2 separate regions of the Homo sapiens genome follow, and region 2 is linked to region 1. A link is an interaction called in ENCODE POLR2A ChIA-PET data of the cell type or tissue named here. Cell type or tissue: HepG2. All regions are shown on one strand. Each heading gives the region's core, and the rest is flanking DNA. Links, peaks and the distances in the headings are about the cores only. Region 1 overlaps IMMP2L (inner mitochondrial membrane peptidase subunit 2). Region 2 overlaps IMMP2L (inner mitochondrial membrane peptidase subunit 2).

Region 1 (2,926 bases), core at 285-2,784:
GTGGAGAAGAAATGTAACCCTCATACATAGCTGGTGGGAATGTAAACTGGTGCAGCCAATTTGGAAAACAGTTTGATGATGCTTCAAAAAGGTAAACATAGGATTACCATATAAGCCAGTAATTCCATTCCTAGGTACGTATACCCTGAAACTAAAAATACGTACTCAAGCAAATACATGCACATGAATGTTCATAGCCGCACTATTTATAATAGTCAGAACATGAAAAAAAGAAACAAATATCTGTCGATGGATAAATGGAGAAACAAAATGTTATATATACATAATACAATATTATTCAGCCATAAGAAGAAGTACTGATTCATGCTACAATGTGGATGTATCTCAAAAACATTATACTAAGTGAAAGAATCCAGACATAATGGGTCACATATAATTCCAACTATATGAAATTTCTAGAATAGGTAAATTCACAGAGACAAAAAGCAGATGGGTAGTTGCCAAGAGCAAGGGGAAAGGGAGAACAGGAAATAACTGCTTAATGGGTACAGTTTTTTTTTGGTGTGGTGAAAACACTTTGTAACTTGATATAGGTGGTGGTTGTACAACACTGTCAATGCATTAAATGCCAGCAAATTTATACATTGTACATTTATAAATGATTACTTTTATGTTATGTGAATTTCACTTCAATTTTTTTTAAGTTAATACAAATTTTCATAAAGTTCCCAAGACTGCTGATGATACCATCCACTAAAAAAATGAGGGGTCATGACAAATGAGTGAAAATGTTAAAAGGAAATATTACCCACCAGCCAAATATAGGGCAATTTAAGAATCACAATAAATAATGATACTAATAGCTTACAACTCATTGTTGGGAAAAAAAATCCATTAGTCCTTACTGGCACTAAACAAGAAGGGAGAAGAGAAAGCTCTTCCTTACAACGGAATGGAATTCCAACTAGTAAATACAAAAGGAATGACAGAGTTAGAAACAATCATTTTACAACATCATAATAGTACTTGATTCAGGCAAGAATCATTGGTGACTGCAAAACTATTTCATAAAAGTTGATGAGGAATATAATATGTATACAAAATACTTAATACCAGAAAAAGTTCACCCTACAGTGGAGAAACCTGGCAGATACTATGTTTGCTAAAGAGATCACAGTTGATGTCACCGAATCTGGGGCAAACTGGTATCTTGTGCCTTTTGATATGATGAACTTAATGCAGTGTAAACTGCATTACTCTCAAAATGTGTAACCTCAATCCATGCATGAGGAAATATCAGAAAAACCCAAAAATAAAAGACATTCCACAAAACTCAAAAAAAAAAAAGTCAGCATGACAAAAGACAAATAAAAGCTGAAAACTTTCAGATAAAACCAGTCTAGGCTGGGTGCAGTGGCTCACACCATAATCCCAGCACTTTGGGAGGCCGAGGCAGGCGGATCACGAGGTCAGGAGATTGAGACCACCCTGATTAACACAGTGAAATCCCATCTCTACTAAAAATACAAAAAATCAGCCGGGCGAGGTGGTAGGCATCTGTAGTCTCAGCTACTCGGGAGGCTGAGGCAGGAGAATAGTGTGAACCCAGGAGGCGGAGCAGCGGAGCTTGCAGCGAGCCAAGATTGCACCACTGCATTCCAGCCTGGGTGACAGAGCAAGACTGTCTCCAAAAAAAAAAAAAAAAAGGAGTCTAAAGAGACATGACATCTGACAGTAATGCATGATCCTGGATTAGATCATTGGTAAAGGCAAAGACATGGCTATAAGGAACATTCTAGGAATAACTGGTGAAATTTGAATATGGAATATATATTAGATAATAGCACTGTACTGATGTTAAATATACTGAATTTGATAATTGTACTGTGGTTATGTAAGAGAAAAACTTCTAGAAAGGATGTCGGGTTAAAGGGTCATTATATCTGCAATGCACTTTCAAATAAGTCAACAAAAATGATGGTCATAAAAATGACAATGAGTGTATATATACACATAAACACACTCATATACAGCCATATCGCTATATGTGTGTGGTGGGGGAGACAGAGAGAGGAGGAGAGAGAGCAAGAATGAGAGTGGGTGTGACAGACAGAGAAAGTGCATAAAGGTACCAAAATGTTATAAATTGCTGAATATTTGGGGGTTCATTGTGCTATTCTTGCATATTTTTTACAAGTTTAAATTTTTTCCAAAATTGAAAGTTAAAAATTTAAAAAGTAGTATCCCTGAGATAGTTTTTTTCATTCAAGCCTGCATGCTTGTACAGATCTGAGACTATGTTCTCAGCCATATTCTCTCTTCCTGGCCATTTTCCTCTTAGAAACATGGCAAACAGAAATGAGAAATCCCATTTGCTTAACAAGTCTACCTGCTTGCCAGTGCCAGATTATTCCCTGTGGCATCATTTTTACTTCAACTTTGAGTACATTTTTAGGAGTCTCAAATGTGTGGGATTCCATTTCCCTTGAGAGGCATCTTCTGTTAACTCTCTTTTCCTGAAATAGAGATCACCCTTAAATGTTTCCTTAGTTGTGTTACCAATTATGTAGCAGAACTCTGCCACTCAGGAAGATACTACTTATTTCTAATGGTCTGTACACTAATGTTCTTTAATTATTAACCTTTGTCTTTGTTGTAGGGAAATTTGAGAAATGTTGTATTTGGGATAAATTGTTGCATATAAGTATGCATGTGTTATTGGTCAGTCTTCTGTTCCTCTCTATCCCTTGGTCTGTCCACAGAACCCAGGACAATGTCCAAGCTCTAATATCTGACCATTCAAATGGAAATCACTTCTGCATAGATAACACTTGCTGGACTCTGCTTTGTTACCCAGTAATTTTGACTATTGAACTACATGCTCACAAAACATCAAAGCTGGAAGGGACACCAGAGACAACCAGGTTTATACCCTCATTTTACAAATAAATAAGGTCCAGACAGG
Region 2 (2,926 bases), core at 213-2,712, 240 kb before region 1:
TGGAAACTTATCAAAAGAGGCTGTTATGAGAGGTTACAAATATTTCAATAAAGGGTTGCAATAGCAAGTATAAAAATAACCATGCACTAAAAGAAGAATGCTCTGGCCTGACGAAAATACTAGAGGGAAAGAATCTGCAGAATCTTCATTTGTTCTCTAGACATTTGGGGTCACTGATTTATTCAGAGGTACCCAGGTATTCTTTCCAGGTGAAGTCTAAAGTGTTTAGTGCTTTAAAACAAACAGTGCTCTCAGACTTGTTAGAGGCTTCGGTGAAAGTCCCTAATTGAAGCTAAAGGTCCCAGCAGGGTTTTTTTTAAAACTGCTTCCGAACTGATTTGACTTTAAAACCACTCTGTAGGGCTGGGCGCGGTGGCTCACGCCTGTAATCCCCACACTTTGGGAGGTTGAGGTGTGCGGATCACGAGGTCAGGAGATCAAGACTACCCTGGCCAACGTGGTGAAACCTCGTCTCTACTAAAATACAAAAAATTAGCTGGGTGTGGTGGCGTGTGCCTGTAGTCCCAGCTACTCAGGAGGCTGAGGCAGGGGAATCATTTGAACTGGGAGGTGGAGGTTGCAGTGAGCCGAGATTGCACCACTGCACTCCAGCCTGGGGACAGAGCAAGACTCCTCTCAAAACAAACAAAGAAAAAACAAACAAAAAAACCCTACTCTGTCATTCTGATTTTAGCCAGGTTTTGCACTGTACTGTCGTTATCCTGGTATATTCATGGGTTTTGCTAAATAACATCTTAGCAAAGTAAGCCATGCTAAAGTTCAGGACGTCCCAGTATGTGACACATTCCTTCTCTTCTAGCCAGTAGTCATAGACCACTCTCTTCAGCTGACAAGCCTGCCTTCCCTATTTTTCACAATCTAAAAGGGGCCTGCTGGTGGCGTGCTTCCTAGCTTTTCTGTAGCTTTACTTGGCCTGGTGACCATTGGTGAACTCAGAACGTTGTGAAGCCCAAGTCTCGAGCTATGTACCTACCCAGAACTGAATTTAAGTCACATGGATCACCACTTAACCCTGGACAGGCATTTTGCACATAGTGATAATAATAAAAAGTTTCTTTTGTTCACAAGTACCACCAAGAAACTTAGAATTCTTCATAGGAATTCTGCTATCACAGAGATAAAAATTACTGGAGTATGAGAATGCAGAGGGAGAATTCAGGTTTCTCTGATCATATGAATAACATAAACATATAGAAATAGACACAGAAGTCGTGATGAGTTTTTCTAATTCTGAGAATGCATTTAGGTAACCAGGCCAGTAGGAGAAAGGATTAGGGCAGGTTTCCCTGCTCCCTCCAGTACAGCTCCTGACATGTTTTCCTCTGGGAACTCTACTGGTGATCAGTAATGCCTCACTCCCCTCTGCCACATTCTACCTCATACATAAGATGTAATTAATTGTCATATTATGGCCTTGCTTCCTATTTAATGCAAGGGAGAACATTTATTGCATTGCTGGAGATATTCATTCTAGAACAAGAAAAAGTGGAGCTCTTAGAAGAGTTTTAATCATGAGGTCGGGCACGGTGGCTCATGCCTGTAATCCCAGCACTTTGGGAGGCTGAGGCAGGCAGATTATCTGAGGTCAGGAGTTTGACACTAGCCTGGCCAACATGGTGAAATCCTATCTCCACTAAAAATACAAAAAGTAGCAGGGTGTGGTGGTGGGTGCCTGTAATCCCAGCTACTCAAGAAGCTGAGGCAGGAGAATCGCTTGAACCTGGGAGGCAGAGGTCGCAGTGAGCCAAGATTGTGCCATTTCACTCCAGCCTGGGTGACAAGAGTGAAACTTCGTCTCAAAAAAAAAAAAAAAAAGAGAGAGAGAGCTTTAATCACAAAATTAGAGTATTTTTAATTATGTCTTGCCACCTAGGGGCATTCTTAGACCATCTGGGGGGATGGCTGATTTTTAGAGACTTCATAGTACATTCACTGAGGCAAAACAATAAATTTAATCTTTCAGCTTTTTCAGAAGTTCAATATTAGAAGACGATTTAAAGCAATGACTTTTTTAAATAAAATAACTTGCATATTAAACATTACATTTCATGTTACAGAAGGCCTAATATGACAAATTCAGGATAAATTTCCCCTGTATTTCAATGGTAACTCAGCTGTCTAAGTGCATCTCAGCCCTTTGGTTTTATTTAGTCAGTGAAAAAGATTTTGGTTTCTGCTTAGCTTTAGCTCAAACTCCTTTGAATGGGGCAAACACAAGCTGTACCATTCTCTTTGGTTTATGCCCAGTCAATTCTCTCATTTACTTACCAGCCTGATTCATGAAGGCCTCTGAGATGAATATGAAAGTTCTCTTCAGGTAAACAATGAGAACTAGATCAACTAAGTTATTTTCTTTTTTGCTTCAGATGCCAGTAACTTGAGAATTAAGTTTAGTGCTCATCTATATTAATAAATTCATTTGAAGTTGCTTCTAGCGTCTTTCTCCTTATAATTTCATTGGTTGTTCTAAGTTTATTTAGAAGTCTCTAGTTTTTTATTGTAATTTATTTTTAAAGCTTCTTCAAATATTCTTTATGAATAATAAATCTTAAATGTAGTTTTAAAACTGGGACTTCCACAGAAATTCACTGTAGTTACTGCTGGAGCACATTCAGTTTAGACTATCACTTTCCCATACCAGCACAGCAGCCTGTCATGTAAGAAATGGTCACTAGACATAAATCAGGCCTTACTGGTCATATTAACACAAAGTTAAGAGTGTGTGTGTGTGTGTGTTATATGCAACTTTATATATATATATAGTGTATATGTAACATATACACATTAGCTCAACTCAATACTGAAGAAAGTTGCTAAACAGTGTTCTAGCAATTCATCAAGGAGACTGGTACCAGAAGAAATAGGAGACAACCCCTGGAAGGAAGAAAGCTTTGTGCTCCGTCCT

Evidence for each region. Peaks named below come from ENCODE experiments on the same cell type or tissue, not always from the same donor. Only the 100,000 strongest peaks of a DNase experiment are listed, where the experiment ranks them.
Region 2: POLR2A ChIA-PET joins it to region 1 with 6 read pairs; 2 of 35 experiments call an interaction of 5 or more read pairs at or near these places.

Annotation. Positions count from the first base shown.
Region 1 is chr7:111,071,252-111,074,177 of GRCh38, forward strand. All of the region lies in intron 3 of IMMP2L (inner mitochondrial membrane peptidase subunit 2), which reads right to left. Among named protein-coding and RNA genes, the nearest start is that of LRRN3, 18 kb to the right of the region's middle. In HepG2, for the core only: no CTCF peak of the experiment used is centred there; a DNase peak (open chromatin) is centred at 1,640.
Region 2 is chr7:110,831,621-110,834,546 of GRCh38, forward strand. The region is part of intron 5 of IMMP2L (inner mitochondrial membrane peptidase subunit 2); the gene reads right to left. Among named protein-coding and RNA genes, the nearest start is that of LRRN3, 260 kb to the right of the region's middle. In HepG2, for the core only: a CTCF peak has its summit at 896; no DNase peak of the experiment used is centred there.